Regions from separate parts of the Homo sapiens genome. Here region 1 is linked to region 2. Evidence: chromatin contacts called from ENCODE Hi-C or POLR2A ChIA-PET data. All regions are on one chromosome and are shown on one strand. The core of a region is the stretch at or near the end of the contact, and the rest is flanking DNA. Distances in the headings are between cores, read along the strand shown.

The links. A loop is a pair of places that touch in the nucleus more often than their neighbours do. ChIA-PET counts read pairs that join two places held with the same protein, here RNA polymerase II (POLR2A). Pooled maps may share reads with other maps.
Region 1: a map of Caco-2 shows a loop between it and region 2 (20-fold over the local background). The contact joins two enhancer-like sites. A Hi-C loop is called at or near these places in 6 of 168 maps with a recorded cell type or tissue (Caco-2, Calu3, HCT116 and 3 more), 2 of 37 single-sample maps with no recorded cell type and 8 of 50 pooled maps. POLR2A ChIA-PET finds 5 or more read pairs at or near these places in 12 of 52 experiments (A549, AG04450, GM10248 and 7 more).

What each region holds. Positions count from the first base shown.
Region 1 is chr20:50,786,717-50,789,752 of GRCh38, reverse strand. No RefSeq gene overlaps it. Among named protein-coding and RNA genes, the nearest start is that of BCAS4, 6.8 kb to the left of the region's middle. Within about 2 kb of position 1,617, at least 6 of the 41 ENCODE cell types and tissues checked have a DNase peak (open chromatin) inside an H3K27ac peak, as active enhancers do.
Region 2 is chr20:50,624,718-50,627,866 of GRCh38, reverse strand. All of the region lies in intron 2 of RIPOR3 (RIPOR family member 3), which reads left to right. Among named protein-coding and RNA genes, the nearest start is that of MIR1302-5, 12 kb to the right of the region's middle. RefSeq lists an enhancer at 1,902-2,863. Within about 2 kb of position 1,585, at least 7 of the 41 ENCODE cell types and tissues checked have a DNase peak (open chromatin) inside an H3K27ac peak, as active enhancers do.

The DNA.
Region 1 (3,036 bases), core at 368-2,867, 160 kb before region 2:
CTCTTGAACCTCGGAGGCAGAGGTTGCGATGAGCCGAGATTGTGCCACTGCACTCCAGTCTGGCCAAGAGAGTAAGATGCTGTCTCAAACAAACAAACAAACACCCCAACACCACCACCAACAATAAAAACCCAGATATTAAAAAACATTTTTGGGCCAGGCACAGTGGCTCACGCCTGTAATCCCAGCACTTTGGGAGGCTGAGGCGGGCGGATCACCTGAGGTCAAGAGTTCCAGACCAGCCTGGCCAAGATGGTGAAACCCCATCTCTACTAAAAATATAAAAATTAGCCGGGCATGGTGGCAGGCGCCTGTAATCCCAGCTACTGGGGAGGCTGAGGCAAGAGAATCGCTTGAACCAGGGAGGTGGAGGTTGCCGTGAACCAAGATCGCGCCATTGCACTCCAGCCTGGGGGACAAGAGCGAGACTTCATCTCAAAAATAAATAAATACATAAACGAACATTTTTGGCCACCCAAGGTGGGTAGGTCACTTGAGCTCAAGAGTTCAAGACCAGCCTGGCCAACATGGTGAAACCCCATCTCCACAAAAATTACAAAAATTAGCCAGGTATGGTGTCATGCACCTGTAGTTCCAGGTACTCAGGAGGCTGAGGCAGGAGGATCACTTGAGCCTGGGACATTGAGGCTGCAGTGAGCCGTGATCACACTACTGCATTCCATCCTGGGTGAGAGAGCGAGACCGCCATCTCAAAAAAAGAAACAAAAACCATTTTTATGTCATAATTTTGAAATGTTCACTACAGTAACAGGAAACAGCAATCGCAGCTTCCCATTCTCTCCCTGATAAGGAAAGCTTCTACATCTCTGCAGTCATTTGAGTAGTTTTTCTCTACTCCTTTCCCTTCCACAGCAGAGCCACATAAAGGGTCTTGCAGCTTTAGAGGCAAGAGGCCACAGGGCAAGATTCCAAATGCTCCCTGAGTGTCGCGTTTAGCCTTACGGCAGAGCTTCCTTGGCCTTGAGAAGCGAGAGGAGAGTCACTTAGTTGGAGGGCGAAGGAATGTTCTCCCTTCCAGCTACCGAAATTGTGTCCCTACTTGTTTTCTCTGCGTCTATCTAAACAGTAAGTGGCAGAAACTACTGGCCAGATACAGGGACATCAGAGGTTCCCCAAGGTGTGAATTTCAGTGCTGTCCGTGGATTCTCATTCACTGCTCTCAGCCACCTCTGGGTGTTACAGGTGTTACCCCTCATCCAAAACCGCTAGGGCCAGACGTGTTTCAGAATCTGAGCTCTGTGGATTGTAGAAGGCTAATACAAAGCACATACAAGTCCCATGGGAGCTGGGGCAGCATCCTCTTATCTGATCGTATTTCTCAGCAAAGTGTGTGGATATTCACCTTAAATGAGCTAAATAGAGGCCTTAAATAACCTCCCGTCTCTTCACCTCAGTGAATTTCTGCCAAACTGATGGGAAAGAAAGCTAACGGTTTTGGCGTTTCCTGGATTTCAAAATTATAAAAAAGGAATCGACTTGCTTCCCAATCCCACAGCTGGAGAAAATGAGGCCCCCACACATAACCGCTGAGTGGAGCAGTTGAGCTTTGCACCTATTATATCACATAGAGATAGATCAGAATCTGCAAGAAAATTGCTAAACACCCTAGTAAAAAACCGTATTCTTTAGACTATTTGAGACATTTGTTTTCTTGTTTCAGAAACTTGAGTTTTTGTTCATTAAGATTCTAAGAACTTCTTTCTCTCTTCTTTCAGCAAGATTCTTTTCTTTTTTTTTTTTTTTTTAAATAAGTCGGGGTTTCACCATGTTGGCCAGACTGGTCTCAAGCTCCTGACTTCAGGCGATCCACCCGCCTAGGCCTCCAAAAGTGCTGGAATTACAGGCATGAGCCACCGCAACCGGCCTTTCATTAAATTCTAAGGACTTATTTCTTTCTCTCTTTTCTTTCTCCCTTTCTCTCTCCTCCCTTCCTTCCTTCCCTCCCTCCCTCCCTCCCTTCCTTCCTTCTTTCCTTTCTCTCTGCCTTGACTTTCTTGCCTTGACAGGGTCTCACTCTGTGGCCCAGGCTGGAGGGCAGTGGCCCTGATTTCGGCTCACTGCCACCTCGACTTCCTGGGCTCAACCAATCCTCCCATCTGAGCGTCCCAGGTAGCTGGGACTACAGGTACGCACCACCATGCCCAGGTAATTTTTGTAGAAACGGGGTTTCACCATGTTGCCCAGGCTGGTCTCGAACTCCTAAGCTCAAGCCATCCTCCCACCACAGCCTCCCAAAGTGCTGGGATTACAGGCATCAGCCATCACACCTGGCCTTTCATTAAAATTCTAAAGACTTCTTTCTTTCTCTCTTTTCTTCCTCTCTCTCTCTTTCCTTCTCTCTCTCTTTCCTTCTCTCTCTCTTTCCTTCTTTCTCTTTCTCCTCTTTCTCCTCTTCTCTCTCTCTCTCCCCACCCACACCTTTCCTCTCTCCCTTTCCTTTCCTTTCATTTTTTTTTTTTTTTTTTTTTGTGGGATGGAGTCACTCTTTCACCCAGGTTGGAGTGCAATGGCACAATCTCAGCTCACTGCAACCTCTGCCTCCCACATTCAAGTGATTCTCCTGCCCCAGCCTCCCAAATAGCTGGGACTACAGGTGCACGCCACCACGCCCGGCTAATTTTTTTTGTATTTTAGTAGAGACAGGGTTTCACCGTGTTGCCCAGGCTAGTCTAGAACTCCTGAGCTCAGGCAATCCACCCACCTCGGCCTCCCAAAGTGCTGGGATTATAGGCATGAGCCACTGTGCCCGACCTTTTCTTTTCTTGCCTTGACATGGTCTCACTCTCTGTGGCCCAGACTGGAGTTCAGTGGCACTGATTTCGGCTCACTGCAGCCTAGACATCCCAGCCTCAACCAATCCTTCCACCTCAGCCTCCCAGGCAGGTGGGACTACAGGCGCACACCACCACGCCCAGGTAATTTTTGTTAGAAACACGGTTTCACCATGTTGCCCGGGCCGGTCTCAAACTCCTGAGCTCAAGCCATTCTCCCACTGCAGCCTCCCAAAGTGTTGGG
Region 2 (3,149 bases), core at 336-2,835:
CATGAGCGTGTAGCCTGTGCTCTGTACTTTGATTGAACGCTCTGCTGTTGTGCTCTAGAAATTTTTGTGGGTGTCATTCTGTCGCCCAGGTTGTAGTGCAGTGGTGCGATCTCGATTCACTGCAGCATTGACCTCCTTGGTTCAAATGATCCTCCCACCCCAGCCTCCCAAAATTTTTTTTTTTTTGAGACAGTTTCTCTCTCTCGCCCGGGCTGGAGTGCAATGGCGCGATCTTGGCTCACTGCAACCTCCGCCTCCCAGGTTCAAGTGATTCTCCTGCCTCAGCCTCCTGAGTAGCTGGGATTACAGGAGCGTGCCACCACGCCCGGCTAATTTTTGTATTTTTTTTTTTCTTTTGAGACAGAGTCTCGCTCTGTTGCCCAGGCTGGAGTGCAGTGGCATATTCTCGGCTCACTGCAACCTCCGCCTCCTGAGTTCAAGCAATTCTCCTGTCTCAGCCTCCTGAGTAGCTGGGATTACAGGTGTGCCTCACCATGCCAGTTAATTTTTTTTTTTTTTTGTATTTTTAGTAGAGACAGGGTTTCACCATATTGGTCAGGCTGGTCTCGAACTCCTGACCTCAGGTGATCCACCTGCCTCGGCCTCCCAGAATGCTGGGATTACAGGTGTGAGCCACTGTGCCTGGCACCAAATAGAAATTCTTAATACAATTTTTTTGTGTGTGTTTTGAGACAGAGTCTTGCTCTGTCACCCAGGTGTGCAGTGGTGCAATTTAGGCTCACTGCAAGCTCCACCTTCCAGGTTCAAGCAATTCTTCTGCCTCAGCCTCCTGAGTAGCTGGGACTACAGGCATGGGCCACCACACTGGCTATTTTTTTTTTTTTTTTTCTTGAGACGGACTTTTGCTCTTGTTGCCCAGGCTGGAGTGCAATGGCACAATCTCAGCTCACCATAACCTCCACTTGCCGGGTTCAAGTGATTCTCCTGCCTCAGCCTCCCGAGTAGCTGGGATCACAGGCATGTGCCACCATGCCCAGCTAATTTTTAGTAGAGACAGGGTTTCACCATGTTGGCCAGGCTGGTCTGGAACTCCTGACTTCAGGTGATCCACCCACCTCGGCCTCCCAAACTGCTGGGATTACAGACGTGAGCCACCGCGCCTGGCCCAAAATTCTTGATAAATTTTGAATAAAGAGCCTTGCATTTTTATTTCGCACTAGACCCCACAAATTTCACAACTGGCCCTGCCTGCAGCTCTCCTCCTGCCAGGCCTGTGGGGGCCTCTGAATGTCCTGCATCCATGGGACATGTCCCCTCAGGCCCTAGAGGGGAGCTCTGCCCAGAGAGTGCCCCCACGGTAGGCCTCTGCCTCTCGTTGGCCCCTTCCTGGATTCCTGGGATCAGCTCTTTGGGAGGAAGGAGGACAGAGGTGATCCATCCCCTTGACACCAGGGCTCGCTGGCCGTCAGCAAGGGTCCCACAGTGTCCAAGTCCTAGTCTAGGAAAGACAGCCCTGATGGCTCTAATATCTCAGACCCCTCCTGTCCCCCATCTGATTGTCAAGGATGCCAGAGGATGCTGGGCCTGGGCTGGTTCGGAGGTCCCTGGGCAGCCCCCACCTGGCCTTGGCCTCTGCCGCCCCCTTGTGTGAGGGCAAGGAAGAAGCTGCCCACACCGACGGGGAAGCGGTGCATCTATTTTTAACTTCCTGTCTCCGTCGAGCTCCCTGGGGTCTGAACCCTTGGAGCCAGGGCTGGAGCCTGATTGGGTTTCAGGCCCCACCTTCTGGCCTTGTTCCCTGGTAACCCGAGCAGGCCGAAGCGCAGCCGCACTGTCAAGGCAAACAACCTGGCAGGAGGGCAGGGCTCTGCATGGAGAGGGTGGGCTGATGCCCCTTCTCTTCCCATCACCACCTTGACCCCTACTCTGGCACCTTGAAACCCCTTTCACTATAGACAGGGATTTTTACTCCACAGTCAGATGGCTCACTTGGGGAAGTAACCTGGTGGGGAAATTTTATACTAAGGTGTGAATGATTGACATAATAAGGCCATTTCCCAAGAGCTGGACCTGGGGGGTGGGAGGATAGAGAGATGAGAGGATAAACAGTGAGGATGAAGGAGGAGAGGGCCAGGCCCCGATACTGTCCTACTCTGCCCCAGTTGACAGGCATGGTTGCCCTTCCCCCTTTCCTGCCCCTCCTCAGCCAGGTCTCCCTCCCCCAGGCAGTCAGGCAGGTACTCCCCGAGCCAGGAGCCACTGGGACATCCTCCTCAGCTTGGGAATTCCTCTGTTGGGATGGCTAAGAAGTGTGGGTGTGAAAACGAAATAGCAGCCATTAAGTTTCAAGGAGAGGAGGCTGGAGAAAGAGGCGGCTCATATCCAGCCCTGCCTGTGAAGCTGTCAAGCACACAGACTCTGGAGCCAGAGGCGAGTGATGCAAGTTCAGTTTCCTGGACGGTACCAGGGGGCCTGACCTCAAAGACTGTGTCAGGAGAAATGAGTCCATACATGTAAAGCACCAAGAGCAGGCCAGGCGGGCGTGGTGGCTCACGCCTGCAATCCCAGCACTTTGGGAGGCCAAGGCAGGCGGATCACTTGAGCTCAGGAATTCAAGACCAGCCTGGGCAACATGGTGAAACCCTGTCTCCACCAAAACTACAAAAAATTAGCCGAGTGTAATTGTGCACTCCTGTGGTCCCAGCTACTCAGGAGGCTGAGGTGGGAGGATCACTTGAGCCCAGGAGGCGGAGGCTACAGTGAGCTGAGATCACGCTACTGCATTCCAGCCTGGGAGACAGAGCAAGACCTTGTCTCAATTAAAAAAAAAAAAAACAAAAGCACTGAGAGCAGAATTTGAGCTTGGCAAGTGCCGAGTGCATGCCTGTCATCATCACCCAGTGGCCAGCACCGCCAGGCACCTGGGTAAATGGTTGGCTCACGTCCTTGTTGCATGGAGTCTTCACCTGAAGCCTGTGCAGTCAGTCCTATAATTGTCCCGCCTGGAGGCTGGGGGCAGGTGCAGGACTTGAGCCCGGCCCTGTCTGCCTCCAGAGCCTGCACTTGCAACAGCCGAGTACCAAGGCCTCTGCCAACCACACCAGGCAGAAGGACTGCTGTAGCAACCTCACGTGAGGGCTGGGGCCGGCAGGTTGCACGTGCCCGTCTGGAAGCTTGTCTGGCATGCC